Linked DNA regions of Homo sapiens: region 1 is linked to region 2. A link is an interaction called in ENCODE POLR2A ChIA-PET data of the cell type or tissue named here. Cell type or tissue: OCI-LY7. All regions are shown on one strand.

Evidence for each region. Peaks named below come from ENCODE experiments on the same cell type or tissue, not always from the same donor. Only the 100,000 strongest peaks of a DNase experiment are listed, where the experiment ranks them.
Region 1: POLR2A ChIA-PET joins it to region 2 with 13 read pairs; 3 of 35 experiments call an interaction of 5 or more read pairs at or near these places.

What each region holds. Positions count from the first base shown.
Region 1 is chr1:32,254,390-32,262,389 of GRCh38, forward strand. All of the region lies in intron 1 of LCK (LCK proto-oncogene, Src family tyrosine kinase), which reads left to right. Among named protein-coding and RNA genes, the nearest start is that of LCK, 7.1 kb to the left of the region's middle. RefSeq lists an enhancer at 1-58. In OCI-LY7, no CTCF peak of the experiment used is centred here; DNase peaks (open chromatin) are centred at 912, 1,492 and 6,802; H3K4me3 peaks cover 3,132 bases; H3K27ac peaks cover 6,139 bases.
Region 2 is chr1:31,999,843-32,007,842 of GRCh38, forward strand. No RefSeq gene overlaps it. Among named protein-coding and RNA genes, the nearest start is that of KHDRBS1, 10 kb to the right of the region's middle. In OCI-LY7, a CTCF peak has its summit at 3,905 (motif pointing left); DNase peaks (open chromatin) are centred at 3,909 and 5,819; H3K27ac peaks cover 426 bases.

The sequences.
Region 1 (8,000 bases), 250 kb after region 2:
CATGTCTGTAAACCTCCACCTCCCAGGTTCCAGTGATTCTCCTGCCTTAGCCTCCCCAGTAACTGGGATTACAGGCGTGTGCCACCATGTCTGGCTAAGTTTTGTGGGGTTTTTTTGGTTTGTTTGTTTTTTGTTTTTTTGAGACAGAGTTTTACTCTTGTTGCCCAGGATGGAGTGCAGTGGTGCGAGCTTGGCTCACTGCAACCTCCGTCTCCCTGGTTCAAGTGATTCTGCTGCCTCAGCCTCCCGAGTAGCTGGGATTACAGGCATGGACCACCACGCCCGGCTAATTTTGTGTTTTTAGTAGAGATGGGGTTTCTCCATGTTGGTCAGGCTGATCTTGAACTCCCGATCTCAGGTGATCCGCCTGCCTCAGCCTCCCAAAGTGCTGGGATTACAGGCATGAGCCACCTCGCCCGGCTGTTTTTGTTTCTAATTACAAAATTAGCACATTGCTGTTTTAAAAACACTCAAACAGGCCAGGCACAGTGGCTCGCACCTGTAATCCTAGCACTTTGGGGGGCCGTGATGGGAGGATCACATGGGCCCAGGAGTTTGAGACCTGCCTGGGCAACATAGGCAGACCCCATCTCTATTTAATTATTTAAAAAAAAAATAAAATTTAAAACTCAAACAGTAAGAGGCATATAAAGAAATACAAGAAATGCAGCCTCCTCCAATCCCACTTCTGGGATATGCCCATCGTGAAAAATTTGGTGTGTGTCCTTCCAGATTTTCCCATGTATGGCTGCTGAAAAACATGGAGGTTAAGTCTAGTCTCTGCAGGCTGGCAGACCGGGACTCACTTCACAACTCCACTGCTCATTTGTTTGTTATGAGGCCTCAGACAAATCATTTTACCTGGTTTGGGCCTCAGTCTTTGCATCTGTAAAATGGGGATAATAATAGCACTTCATAGGATTATTATGAGAATTACATGAAATAATGCAAATAAAGGCTTAGCACAGAGCTTATTTAAAAGAATCCCCTGTATACATATGTCAATGCAAATAGGCATATACTCTGCATTCTGTTCTGCAACTTGCTTGCCATGGTGTATGCGGGATGTCTTTCCGTGTCAATACATGTCAATACAAAATACCTCATCCTTTTAACTGTTTCACTAAACGTTAGCTTGGTAAATGGTTAACGGTGGTGATTTTGAAATGTTACTTCCTGGCAAGTGTTGCTGTCATGTGCGGCCATGTTGTCGGCAGTCACAGATATTATTGATCAGTGAGCTAACTACAAGCCTTATAGCCTCCTGTGAAAATGAAGTGACCCACCAGAGGGGCACCCACCTCTGTCACAGAGGGCAGGGCCAAATGCATGGGACGCTCTCTGTCTGCTTACTTCTGCATCCTCAGCTCTAGGTCAGAATCTGGCACATAGGAGGTACCCATTAAATTTATTTTTTTTTTTTTTTTTTTTGAGACAGTGTCTCAGTCTGTTGCCCCGGCTGGGGCACATGGTGTGATCATAGCTCACTGTAACTTCACACACCTGGGCTTGAGTGGTTCTCCCACCTCAGCTTCCTGAGTAGCCTAGGACTACAGATGTGTACCACCATGCCCAGCTAATTATAAAAAAATTCTTGGCCAGGCACAGTGGCTCATGCCTATAATCCCAATACTTTGGGAGGCTGAGGCAGGAAGATCTCTTGAGACTAGGCATTCAAGACTAGCCTGGGCAACATAGCAACACCCCGTCTCTATTAAAACATAATAATAACAATACAATTTATTTATTTATTTATTTAGTTATTTATAGATGGAGTCTTGCTCTGTCACCCAGGCTGGAGTGCAGTGGCACTATCTCAGCTCACTGCAACCTCTGTCTCCGGGTTCAAGCAATTCTCCTGCCTCAGCTTCCCAAGTAGCTGGGACTATAGGCACATGCCACCAAGCCCGGCTAACTTTTGTATTTTTAGTAGAAATGGGGTTTCTACTAAACTCCCAACACTTTGGGAGGGTGAGGTGGGTGCATCATCTGAGGTCAGGAGTTTGAAACCAGCCTGGCCAACATGGTGAAACCCTGTCTCTACTAAAAATACAACAAATTAGCCAGGCGTGGTGGCAGGCGCCTGTAATCCCAGTTACTTGGGAGGCTGAGACAGGAGAATTGCTTGAACTCGGGAAGTGGAGGTTGCAGTGAACCGAGATCGTGCCATTGCACTCCAGCCTGGGCAACAAGAGCAAAACTCTGTCTTAAAAAAAAAAAGTGTGTGGAGATAAGATCTCACTATTTTGCCCAAGCTGCACTCACACTATGTATGGTCTCAAGCAATCGTCCTACCTCACCCATTACATTTTTGTCAATAGGCCAGCTCCTTTAATCCACAAGCAGCAGCCTAAGCCCAAAGTTCTCTCTTGCAGTGTGGCATTTCCTAAAATATGACCTGTACACCACTCAGGTGTGTAAGTGATTTTAGGGGATAATGGATGACCATTTACGAATGTTAATTTATGTGTTTATTTTAGTGTGCGCTGTTGTTTCACTTCTATTTATGTCTCATGATTCTGGTTTTCCATTTATGGTAGTAAAGTTTCCATTTTAGGTACATATATCAAACGTGAAAAGGTAGCCCGTGGAAGTGCCAAAAATCATGAAGGAAAATGAAAATGATCAATCATTTTAGCCTGAAAGATGTTTAAGGCCAGTGTCTATGTAGCAAGCACTATGTTAAGCATTTTATTATATGAGATCATCTATATATCACGTATAATGCTCACCACAGCCAGCCTTAGATGCAAGTCTTATTTTTGTCATCATTTTGCTGATGAAGGAACTGAGGGAAGTGCAGAGGTTTAGTAAGCTGCCCAACAACCTTCTGCCAGTAAGTCTTGTTTTTTTTTTTTTTGTTTTTTTTGTTTTTTTGAGACAAGGTCTTGCTCTGTCGCCTAGGCTGGAGCGTAGTGGCCCAATCTTGGCTAACTGTAGCCTTGACCTCCCCAATCTCAGGTGATCCTCTCACCTCAGCCTCCCAAGTAGCTGGGACCACAAGCATGGGACACAAAGTCCGGCTAATTTTTGTATTTTTTTTGTACCGACGGGGTTTTGCCATGTTGCCCAGGCTGGTCTCAAACTCCTGGGCTCACGTATCTGTCTGCCCACCTTAGCCTCCCAAAGTGCTGGGATTATAGGTGTGAACCACCACGCCTGGTGCCCTTCTGCCAGCAAGTGATTGGGAGAACCTGGATTGAATTTGGGTTGCCATGGCATGGACATGGTGAACTGAGCTTCCAGAGCTGCCAGACTCCCAGAAACGTTTATAAAGCAGTGTGGATTGCCAAGCTGTAAGTAAGGCTCCATCCTAATAAAACTGTCCATGATACAAAAAGCACACCAAAGTACCCAAGGGAGCGGACTCAGTAAAAGGGATTATCAGGTATATTCACGTTACTGGTTGGGGGACTTCTACTAAAATACCAATTAGAATAATTGCTCTATATCCCTTATTTATAGCGATACTTGACTAGCAGAATCAGTTCTATGTTCAAGACACTCCCAATTTGTGAAAATAAATCCATTTTGTTTGCATCCAAAATAATGCTTTTTTTTTTGTTCTCTCTGTGTCGAGAGGCTACAGAGTTCATTCAAAAAAGGTATTAAGCCAGGTGTGGTGGCTTGCACCTATAATCACAGCATTTTGGGAGGCCAAAGCAAGGGGACTGCTTGAGCCCAGGAGCTCAAGACCAGCCTGGGGAACATAGGCAGACCCCGTCTCTACAAAAAATAAAAAAATTAACTGGGCTTGGTGGTGTGTACCTGTGGTCCCAGCTACTCAGGAGGCTGAGGTGGGAGGATCACTTGAGCCCAGGTGGTTGAGGCTGCAGTGAGCCATGATCATGCCACCGCACTCCAGCCTGGGCAACAGAGTGAGATCCCATCTCTAAAGGAAAAAAAAAAAAAAGAGAGAGAGCGGAATTAAAGCCAGGTGCAGTGGCTCCTGCCTGTAATCCCAGCTATTCGGGAGGCTGAGGTGGGAGGATTACTTGAGGCCAGAAGTTTCAGGTTGCAGTGAGCTACAATCATGTGCTGTACTACTCCAGCCTGGGTGACAGAGTGAGATGTGAGACTCCATCTCTTTAAAAAAAAAAAAAAAAACCAGGCTGGGCGCAGTGGCTCACACCTGTAATCCCAGCACTTTGGGAGGCGGAGGCAGGTGGATCACAACATCAGAAGTTCGAGACCAGCCTGACCAACATAGTGAAACTAAAATTAGTTTCTACTAAAAAACACGTCTCTACTAAAAATACAAAAAATTAGCTAGGCATGGTGGCGGGTGCCTGTAATCCCAGCTACTCGGGAGGCTGAGGCAGGAGAATCGCTTGAACCTGGGAGGTGGAGGTTGCAGTGAGCTGAGATCACGTCACTGCACTCCAGCCTGGGCAACAGTGCGAGACTCCGTCTCAAAAAAAAAAAAAAAAAAAACCCAGCCTGTGTGACGTGGTGAGACCCTGTCCCTACTAAAAATACAAAAATTATCCAGGCGTGGTGTTGCCCACCCATAGTGCCAGCTACTCAGGAGGCTGAGGTAGGAGGATCACCTGAGCTATGGGAGGTCGAGGCTGCAGTGAGCCATGATTGTGTCACTGCACTCCAGTCTGGGCCACAGAGTGAGATACCATCTCAAAAAAAAAAAAAGTATTATGTATTTAAACAAATATGAAAAAGGAGGTAGCCCAGGACACATCCCTGATTTACCCACTAGAAATTAATTACTGACGGGGCACGGTAGCCCATGCCTGTAATCCCAGCACTTTAAGGGGCTGAGGCAGTGGATTGCTTAAGCTCAGGAGTTTGAGACTAGCCTGAGCAACATGGCAAAACCCTGTCTCTACAAAAATTAAAAAAATACAAAAATTACCCGGGCCCTCTCATTCACAGCTTCTCAGGTAAAAAAAAAAAAAGAAAAAGAAAAAGAAAAAAAAAATAGCTGGAGGCTGGGTGCGGTGGCTCATGCCACACCTGTAATCCCACACTTTGGGAGGCCAATGCAGGCAGATCACTTGAGGCCAAGAGTTCTAGACTACCCTGGCCAACATGGTGAAACCCCATCTCTACTAAAAATACAAACATTAGCCAGGTGTGGTGGCACACGCCTGTAGTCCCAGCTCCTCGGGAGGCTGAGGTAGGATAATTGCTTGAACCTGGGAGGCAGAGGTTGCAGTGAGCCGAGATTGCACCACTGCACTCCAGCCTGGGCGATAGAGTGAGACTTCATCTAAAAAAATAAAAATAATAATAATAATAATAATGATAATAATAATAGCCAGGCGTGGTGGCACATGCCTGTTGTCCCAGTTACTCAGGAGGCTGAGGTGGGAGGATTGCTTGAGCCCGGGAGGTCGAGGCTTCAGTGAGCTGTGATTTTGCCACTGCACTCCAGTGGCACAAGAGAGCAAGAGAGCAAGAGGGCAAGACCCTGTCTCAAAATAAAATAAAATAAAGAAAGAAATTATTTGCCATGCCTGCTAGCCCTGATTCTTGATATTGCTTGATATTGTCATGAGGGTTCTATGTGGGCATGAATAGCTAAGGCTCTTTATTGAACATGGGCAGCTTTGTCATTAATCAAGTCTGGGTCGGGGCAAAGGCGAAGAAAATGTTTTAAATGATTCATTTTTTTTTAATTTTATTTTTATTTTTATTTTATTTTATTTTATTTTTGAGACAGAGTCTTGCTCTGTCGCCACGCTGGAGTGCAGTCCCGGGTTTAAGCAATTCTCCTGCCTCAGCCTTCCGAGTAGCTGGGACTACAGGTGTGCACCACCACGTTCAGCTAATTTTTTGTATTTTTAGTAGAGATGAGGTTTCGCCATGTTGGCCAGAATGGTCTCGATCTCTTGACCTCATGATCCACCCACCTCAGCCTCCCAAAGTGTTGGGGTTACAGGTGTGAACCACTGCGCCTGGCCTTTTATTTTTATTTTTACAGAGACAAAGTCTCACTATGTTGCCCAGGCTGGTCTTGAACTTCTGAGCTCAAGTGATTTTCCCATCTCGGCCCTAGGATTACAGGCGTGAGCCTCCAGCCCTGGCTATTCTAAATGATTTCTGACAGATTTTGCCATGAGGTGGTCCAGAGTACAACAATGGTCTGCAGTAGAATAGTCTGCTTGTTCTTTTTTCTTTTTTACTTTTTGTGCTCTACATGTTCAGAGAAACTGAACTAAAGAAATGATCCCTAAAGGAAGTATAGTCTTGTCTGCTGTTTTTTGTGTTGCTTTGTTTGTTTTGTTTTGTTTGAGAGAGGTTCTTGCTCTTTCCCCCAGGCTAGAGTACAGTGGTATGATATTGGCTCACTGCAACCTCAACCTCCTGGGCTCAGCGATCCTCCTACCTTAACCTCCTGAGTAGCTAGGACTACAGGCGTGCACCACCACACCTGGTTAATTTTTGTATTTTTTGTAGAGATGAGTTCTCACCATGTTGCCCAGGTTGGTCTTGAACTCCTGGCCTCGAGTGATCCTTCCACTTTGGCCTTCCAAAATGTTGAGATTACTGGCGTGAGCCATTGCATCCGACCACCTGCCTGTTCTTGATGTAAAGCATTGGCCCAAGAAACTCAGCCACGAAGCTGGCACACATTTTGGACAAAATGTTCAATAAATCAATAGGTCTATAGTTGGAGGAGAAAAAATGTTAACTTAAAAATTTTTTTTAATTTAATTTAATTAATTTTTTCTTTTTTTGAGACAGGGTCCCCTGTCGCCCAGACTGGTGTGCAGTGGTATAATCACGGCTCACTGCAGCCTTGACTTCCTGGGCTCAGTGATCCTCCCACTTCAGCCTCCTGGGTAGCTAGGACTACAGGCAAATGCCATCACGCCATCATGCTTGGCTAATTTTTTTTTTTTTTTTTTTTTTTTTGAGACAGAGTCTCACTCCATGGACCAGGCTGGAGTGCAGTGGCGTGATGTCCACTCACTGCAACCTCCGCTTCCCCAGTTCAAGAGATTCTCCTGCTGGCCGGGCATGGTGGTGGCTCAAGCCTGTAATCCCAGCACTTTGGGAGGCCGAGGTGGGCGGATCACGAAGTCAGGAGTTCAAGACCAGCCTAGCCAACATAGTGAAACCCCGTCTCTACTAAAAATACAAAAATTAGCTGGGCCTGGTGGAACGTGACTGTAATCCCAGCTACTTGGGAGGCTGAGGCAGGATAATCACTTGAACCTGGGAGTTGGAGGTTGCAGTGAGCCGAGATCGTGCCACTGCTCCCTAGCCTGGGCGACACAGTGAGACTCTGTCCTCTGTCTCAAAAAAAAAAAAAAAAAAAGGGCCAGGTGTGGTGGCTTACACCTGTAATCTCAGCACTTTGGAGGCCGAGGTGGGCAGATCATGAGGTCAGGAGTTTAAGACCAGCCTGACCAACATGGTGAAACCCCGTCTCTACTAAAAATACAAAAATTAGCCGGGCATACTAGGCGCATGCCTCCAATCCCAGCTACTCCGGAGGCTGAGGCAGGAGAATCGCTTGAACCTGGGAGGCAGAGGTTGCAGTGAACCGAGATCACACCATTGCACTCCAGCCTGGGCAACAGAACTAGACTCTGTCAGAAAAAAAAAAAAAAAAAAAAAAAGAGATTCTCCTGCCTCAGCCTCCCAAGTAGCTCAAGTAGCTGGGACTACAGTCACGTGCCACCACACCCAGATAATCTTTGTATTTTTAGTAGAGATGGGGTTTCACCATGTTGGCCAGGCTGGTCTCAAAATCCAGACCTCAAGTGATTCACCTGCCTCGGCCTCCCAAAGTGCTGGGGTTACAGGTGTGAGCCACGGCCCCCGGTAGCCGGACGCCGGCCACTAATTATATAGCTGAGCATGGTCGGGTGCCGTGGCTCACACCTGTAATCCCAGCACTTTGGGAAGCCGAGGCAGGTGAATCACTTGAGGACTGGATTTTGAGACCAGCCTGGCCAACATGGTGAAACCCCATCTCTGCTAAAAATACAAAAATCAGCTGGGTGTGGTGGTGCGTGCCTATAATCCCAGCT
Region 2 (8,000 bases):
GAGCCGAGATCACACCACTGCACTCCACCCTGGGTGACAAGAGCGAAACTCTGTCTCAAAAAAAAAAAAAAAAAAAAAAAGAATAAAATAAACTTAGACCAATCTCTTTTTTAACAGGATATAAACCCCTAAGATAGGTAGGTCCTCTGAACTACAGGTAGGTCCTCAAACAACCAAGTTCTCTCTTCGCTCTACAACCTCTCATGTGTCTGGGATGCGCTTCTCCAGCCCTTTACCTGGCTAACTCCTGAGGTCCTTTAAGTTCAGCCTAGATGACACCTCCTCCAGGAAGCATTCCTTAACCTGAGACTGGGTTAGGTGACCCTCCTCTGTACTCCTATAACACCTTGTACTTAATCTTATTCTTATTATTTTACCCACTCTGCTCTGCAACTGCCAGTGTATTTATCTGTGTTGCCCCCCGCAATCATCAGTATCCTGAGGATAGGAACCCACATCTTATTCACCATTATATCCTTAGCCTCTAGCATAGTTCTGGCACATAGTAAATGCTCAATAAGTAAATATTTGTTGCATATTTAGTGTAGTAGTCTCCTAATTGGTCCTCATGGTTTCGTTTTTCTCCCAATTTCTACACAACAGCTAGAGAAAGCTCAGCACAGCCTACAAGGCCATGCAGCATTGTGACCCTACCTACCTCACCCACCTCATTTCTACCTGCTTGTGCTCACTGTCTTCCCCAGCCATACGGCCTTTCTTTTTTTTCTTAGAATTCACTTCACCAGTACCTGTCTTAGGGTAGCTGCACTCGCTGCACCGTTTGTCCAGAGAGCTCTTCCCCTAGTACTTGCCATGGCTGGCTTCTTCTCCCCGATCAGGAACCCCCGAGAGAGACCTTCCTGGACCATCCTACTTAAAGTAGCAACCCATCCCTTCTCAGTCACTCTATCACAGTATCTTGTTTTATCTTTTTTTTTTTTTTTTTCTGAGACTAGGTGTGCACCACCGCTCCCAGCTACATTTTGTATTTTTAATAGAGACGGGGTTTCACCATGTTGGCCAGGCTGGTCTCAAACTCCTGACCTCGGGTGATCTGCCCACCTCAGTCTCCCAAAGTGCTGGGATTACAGGCATGGGCCACCACACCTGGCCATTTTATCATCTTTCTAGAACTTATTTCTACCCTGTTTACTTGGTGTTTATCTGTCTCCCCTATGTAGAAAGCAGCACAAAAGCAGGAACCCTGTCTATCCTGTTTACCGCTTACCCCACATCCAGTACAATGGCTGGCATCTATTCGGTAGGTATGTAATAAATATTCATTGAATGAATTAATGCATGCATGCCTCATGAATGGAGCAAATGCTGCCTTCGAAGTAGTCACCTTGGGCGGGTGTGTCTATCCTTGCTCTGACAGTGCCATATTGCTCAAAGGTATTTTGGGGCCTTATCTTTTAGAACTGACTTCAGGATCACTTCAAAAGTTACACAAGCTCTTAGACAAGATGGCATGAAGAAAAAAGTTACAGAAGAAAACTAGATTCACAGCTGGGCATGGTGGCTTATATCTGTAATCCCAGCACTTTGGGAGGCTGAGGCAGAGGGTCGCTTGAGTCCAGGAGTTAAAGAACAGCCTGGTCATGGCAGTGAAACCCCATCTCTACAAAAGAAACAAATTTAAATTAACTGGGCATGATGGTACGTGCCTGTTGTCCCAGCTACTGGGAAGACTGAAGCAGGAGGATCGCTTGAGCTCAGGAGTTTGAGGCTGTGAGCCATGATTGTGCCACTGTACTCAGCCTGGGCAACAGAGTGAGACCTTGTCTCAAAAATAAAAAATAAATAAAATTTGTCACCTGTGTCAATATTTTGAAGAATAAACTTTAGGCTCTAAAGGGAATTTGCAAAGGGAAATTCAGGCACCTCTCATTCTGATGTGTAAGTTCTCCAGTGTTATGTTACTTCTAAAAGATCATCTTGTTTTACAGTGAAACTTCTTTTTTCTTTAAGACAAAGTCTCGCTCTGTCACCCAGGCTGGAGTGCAGTGGTGCGATCTTGGCTCACTGCAACATCTGCATCCTGGGCTTAATTGATTCCCCTGCCCCAGCCTCCCCAGTAGCTGGGATTACAGGTGCACGCCACCATGCCCTACTAATTTTTGTATTTTTAGTAGAGACGAGGTTTCACCATGTTGTTCAGGCTGGTCCTGAACTCCTGACCTCAGGTGATATGCCTGCCTTGGCCTCCCAAAGTGCGGGAAGTGAAACTTTATACACTAAGACAACAGCGTTTTCACTTTTGGACTGCTTTCTCATTTTAGTGATTTTTGAAACAGTTCCATTGTGAATAATTCAATTTCTAGGAAAAAAAAACACAATGGTATTTACGTTAGAAGGCATCTCAGGGTCTAAACAATTGCTTCCTTCTCTCCTACAAGAATCACTCCAATCTGATAACTTTGCTATTCTCAAGCATCTCACAGATTCTCACCAGTTTGTGCCCCTCTTTCTGTTCTTTCCTCTGACAAAATAGACCTTCTATCCTTTACCCCAGTCCCTAGTAAAATTGTATTCTTCTTTCTAGGCCCTGCTCAAACATTTGCCTTCCAGAATTCCCACCCCATCTAAACTTCCTTCAGAATTAATTCCATTATTTGCCGGGCATGGTGACTCACGCCTGTAATCCCAACACTTTGGGTGGCCAAAGTGGGTGGATCACTTGAGGTCAGGAGTTCAAGACAAGCCTGGCCAACATGGCAAAACCTGGTCTCTCCTAAAAATACAAAAATTAGCCAGGCGTGGTGGCGCATGCCTGTAATCCCAGCTACTTGGGTGGCTGAGGCATGATAATCACCTGAAGTTAAGGTTGCAGTGAGCTGAGATCACACCACTGCACTCCAGCCTGGGCAACAGAGCGAGAGTGTTTCAAAAAAAAAAAAAAAAAAGAATTAATTCCATCATCCCCTTACTTCCCACTTCCCACACCAGCTAGTATAAGCACCATGAGGGCAGGTGCAATATCTGTCTTTTTCATGACTATGTCCCCAGGACTGAGCACAGTGTCTGGCACATGGTACATGTTCAAAATATATTTGTTAAATGAATAAATGCTTCTCCATTCTATTATCTTGCATATATTACTTAGTTGTTGTTGTTGTTGTTGTTGTTTTTGAGATGGAGTCTCGCTCTGTCGCCCAGGCTGGAGTGCAGTGGGCATGATCTCGGCTCACTGCAACCTCCAGGTCCCAAGTTCAAGCGATTCTCCTGTCTCAGCCTCCCATGTAGCTGGGACTGCAGGCACCTGCCACTACACCCGGCTAATTTTTGTATTTTTAGTAGAGATGGGGTTTCACCATGTTGGTCAGGCTGGTCTCGAACTCCTGACCTCAGGTGATCCACCCGCCTCGACCTCCCAAAGTGCTGCAATTACAGGTGTAAGCCACCGCACCCAGCCTATTATTTAGTTCTTTAAATGCCTTCCTTTCCCTCAAGACTGCCAGTTTCTTCTACAGTGAGGTCCACAGCTTTACTCATCTTTTATCTCTCTGAGGCATGAAGAGGACAGAGGTGAGCCTGAGCCCAGAAGGTGGCATTTATTTTGCTAAAATTCCAAAGGTTGCTCTCAGATCAGCCAGCATCACAGTGGATTCCTTTGCTTTTATATTCTCTTTGAGCCCAAACTAAGCTTCTAATGTGAAAGGGTGGCCCTAAGTTCTGAATATTATCCCCCTCCCCAGCCCCAGGCCTGAGCCTGACTGAGCCCAAATATAGTGTCCCTTGGGTCTACATATCTCCAAATTGAGGGTGAACTCCCTTCTCTCCCTGGGCTTCTCTGACTGCCATTGCAGTCTCCTCTCCCATTCCACGACCAGAATGATCTAGGACAGGATCACTACCTCAATCAAACGCTTAAAGAGGCAGGCTGGTAGCATAAACGCCTGGGGAGTTAGAGGTAGTGCCATCTAAAGGCAGAAGCTAGTTATTGCTTGGAGGAGTATGAGCCCAGAACTCCTGTACGTCCCTAGAACATCTGATGTTTCAAGAAAAACCAGAAATCCAGAACTTTTTAAAAAATATGAAATCTCCTAATGTTTAAGTATTGGCAACTAATTCAATTTTTTAAAGTTAGGTAGGCCTAATTTTATTTTATTTTATTTTATTTTATTTTATTTTATTTTATTTTATTTTATTTTTTGAGATGGAGTCTCACTGTGTTGCCCAGGCTGGAGTGCAGTGGCACAATCTTGGCTCACTGCAACCTCCACCTCCCAGGTTCAAGCAATTCTCTGCCTCAGCCTCCCAAGTAGCTGGGATTACAGGTGCCTGCCACCACGTCCGGCTAATTTTTGTATTTTTAGTAGAGACGGGGTTTCACCATCTTGGCCAGGTCGGTCCTGACCTTGTGATCTACCCGCCTCGGCCTACCAAAGTGCTGGGATTACAGGCGTGAGCCACTGCGCCCGGCCTAGATAGGCCCAATTTTAAAACATATGGATAGGCTAAATCTAACCTGTGAGCTGTGGTGTTCTTCCCTCCTTTCCGCGTCTGACCACGTTATCTCACTGTTCTCCACTGGCACTCTATCTCCTTATCTGAGCATCAAGACTCAGACTACCTTTTTTTTTTTTTGAGACGGAGTCTCGCTCTGTCACCCAGGCTGGAGTGCAGTGGCGCGATCTTGGCTCACTGCAAGCTCCGCCTCCCGGGTTCACGCCATTCTCCTGCCTCAGCCTCCTGAGTAGCTGGGACTACAGGCGCCCGCCACCGCGCCCGGCTAATTTTTTTTGTATTTTTAGTAGAGACGGGGTTTCACCATGTTAGCCAGGATGGTCTCAATCTCCTGACCTCGTGATCCACCCGCCTCCGCCTCCCAAAGTGCTGGGATTACAGGCGTGAGCCAGCCCGCCCGGCTCAGACTACCTTTTGGCCTTATCTCCTGCCATCTTCCATGAGCCCCTCCCCACTCATCCAAATCTAGCTCATATCCCGCAACTTGCCATTCCAGGGACCCACACCAAGTTTTGTAAAGTTTTGTTGTCTTTGCATGTGCTGTTCCTATTGATATTCATTGAGTCAACAAATATTTACTGATCAGCCAATCCAGACCAGCACTGTGCTGGGGACATAACCTTAAACACCAGAAACAAAGTTCCTGCTCTCATAGAGCTTACATTTGAGTTGCAGAGATGGAGGTTACTCAAATAATCACAAAGAGGTAAATTTTTGTGTGGTTTTTTTTTTTTTTTTTTTGAGATGGGGTATCACTCTGTCACCCAAGATGGAGTACAGTGGCATGAGCTCGGCTCACCGCAACCTCCACCTCCTGGGCTCAAGCAATCCTCCCACCTTAGCCTCCCAAGTAGCTGGGACCACAGGCTCACATCACTACACCCAGTGAATTTTTTTTTTTTTTTTTTTTTGGTAGAGACAGGGTTTCGCCATGTTGCCCAGGCTGGTCTCGAACTCCTGAGCTCAAGTAATCCACCCACCTTGGCCTCCCAAAATGCTGGGATTACAGGAATGAGCCACCACATCCAGCCCCAAAGAGGTAAATTTAAAAGGTGCTGTTTTAGGAAGGAGCCATGAAAGCATGTAACAAAGGGAGCTAAGCCAATCTGCACTAGGGGGCCTGGACACCTTCCCTGAAGAAGTGGCAATTGACTATATCGGAAGAATATATAGGAATTACAGTAGCTAAAGAAAAGAGGAGTAGCTAAAGAAAGAAAAGACAAGGGACTGGATTGGAGGAAGGGGGACAGTGATTGGAGTTTTAAGCTAAGGAACCAGAATGGGTGTGGTCGAGAGGAAGCAGGAGTCTGGCTTATTTGAGGAACTGAAAAAGGCCAGGGTTGCTAAGCACAGGAACCAGGGAGGAGAATGGCATGAGATGAGGTAAGAAAGCCATGTGTAGCTGGGCACAGTAGCACCTGTAGTCCCAGCTACTTGGGAGGCTGAGGAAGGAGGATCATTTGAGGCCAGGAGTTGGAGGCTGCAGTGAGCTATGATGGCGCCACTGCATTCCAGCCTGGGCAATACAGTGAGACCCGATCTCTATAAAAAAAGAAAAGAAAGGCATACAGGTAGGGGCAGGTCAAACATGTTAACAGGACTCAGGTCTTTATCCTAAAGGCAATAGGAAAAATACTATTCTGGCTTCTGGGTTGAAAATAGAAAAGGGGAAAAGGAGTGGAAGTAGGGGACCAGGTCAGAGGTGGCAGAAGTTCAAGAGAGGCATTATGGCACTTCAGCTGGAGGCAGAGGCAGGGGAGACAGAGAAATGTGGATGGGATTTTCAGTATTTATGAGGTAAGCAACAAAGGACTTAAGAATGGTTTGTATGTGGTGGGGGTAGAGTGATGAGGCAGAGGAGGGAAGTCAGAACAAGTCTCAGATATCCAGGGTGTGCAGTGAGTTAGGGGTGCTGTTCCCTAAGATACAGACACTGAGGAGGAGCAGGTCAGTGGCAAAGGGCAGAGTGGGAGTTTGTTTGTTTATTTATTTATTTATTTTGAGACAGTCTTTCTCTGTAACCCAGGCTGGAGTGCAGTGGTGCGATCTCGGCTCACTGCAACCTCCACCTCCCAGGTTCAAGCAATTCTCCTGCCTCAGCATCCCGTGTAGCTGGGATTAAAGGCAGGTGCCACCACACCTGGCTAATTTTTGTAGTTTTAGTAGAGACGGGGTTTTGCCATGTTGGCCAGACTCGTCTCGAACTCCTGACCTCAGCTGATCCACCCACCTCAGCCTCCCAAAGTGCTGGGATTGGGAGCCACTGCGCCCAGCCTATCTATTTATTTATTTTTGAAATGGAGTTTCACTCTTGTTGCCCAGGCTGGAGTGCAATGACGCGATCTTGGCTCACTGTAACCTCCACCTCCCAGGTTCAAGCGATTCTCCTGCCTCAGCCTCCCAAATAGCTGGGATTACAGGTGCCCGCCACCATGCCTGGGTAATTTTTATTTTTTATTTATTATTATTATTATTATTATTTTAGATGAAGTCTCGCTCTGTCGCCCAGGCTGGAGTGCAGTGATGCAATCTCGGTTCACTGCAACCTCCACCTCTTGGGTTCAAGCGATTCTCCTGCCTCAGCCTCCCGAGTAGCTGGGATTACTGGCGCCCACAACCACACCTGGCTAATTTTTGTATTTTTAGTAGATATGGGGTTTCACCATGTTGGCCAGGCTGGTCTAAAAACTCCTGACCTCAGGTGATCTGCCTGCCTTGGCCTCCCAAAGTGCTGGGATTGCAGATGTGACCCACTGCACCTGGCAAGCAGCTCACTTTCTGGTTAGCAGGACAGGCAGGAAAAAAAAAAAAAAGATGATTATAATGCAAACATCACACAAGCCTCAGTGGTCTGTGGATTCAAACAAAGCCACGTGAATGCTAATCATCCCAAGTTCCTGTTCTTGCCCCAGCAAAGTCTCCTTCAAGTATTTCTGGGATTTCTCTAGGGACTTTTCACACAAGGCTATCACTGGTCACATCAGCCTTGCTCTGATCCCCTCTGCCCCTACCAAAGGTGCCTACTGTGGGAGTGCCTGATGACCCTGTGGGCAGGACTCAGACTATTATGAGGGTGGCAAAGGGCAAGCCTCAAAGTGAGTGACTCCTTCAAATCTGCGGGCCCCATGTTCTCTTTCTGCGCTGGAGCAGGCCGGAGAGAGGAAAAGTTCCATGAAAGGGGAGCTGGGCCCAGAGCAGCACCGCTAATGCCTGCAGTTTGGGTTCTACTGGGGACATGTTGAGTTTGAGGAGCCTCTGAGACATCCAGATGAGGATGTCAGGGATGCAATTGGCTTTCTGGATTTGGAATTCAGAAGTTTGAGTTGGAGATCTGAATTCCAGAGCTGTAAACATGGAGGAAGGAGTACCGGCACAGGACCAAGCTTTGCTGAACTCCCAACATTTAAATGCCCTGGCCCTCCCTCCACCTGGCCACTTCCCAAATACTCAGCTTTCCTACCTCATCTGGGCAGTTGGTCAGTCACTCTCTCCTGTGCATACCTATGTGTCTCTGCACAGTCTTCTATTAC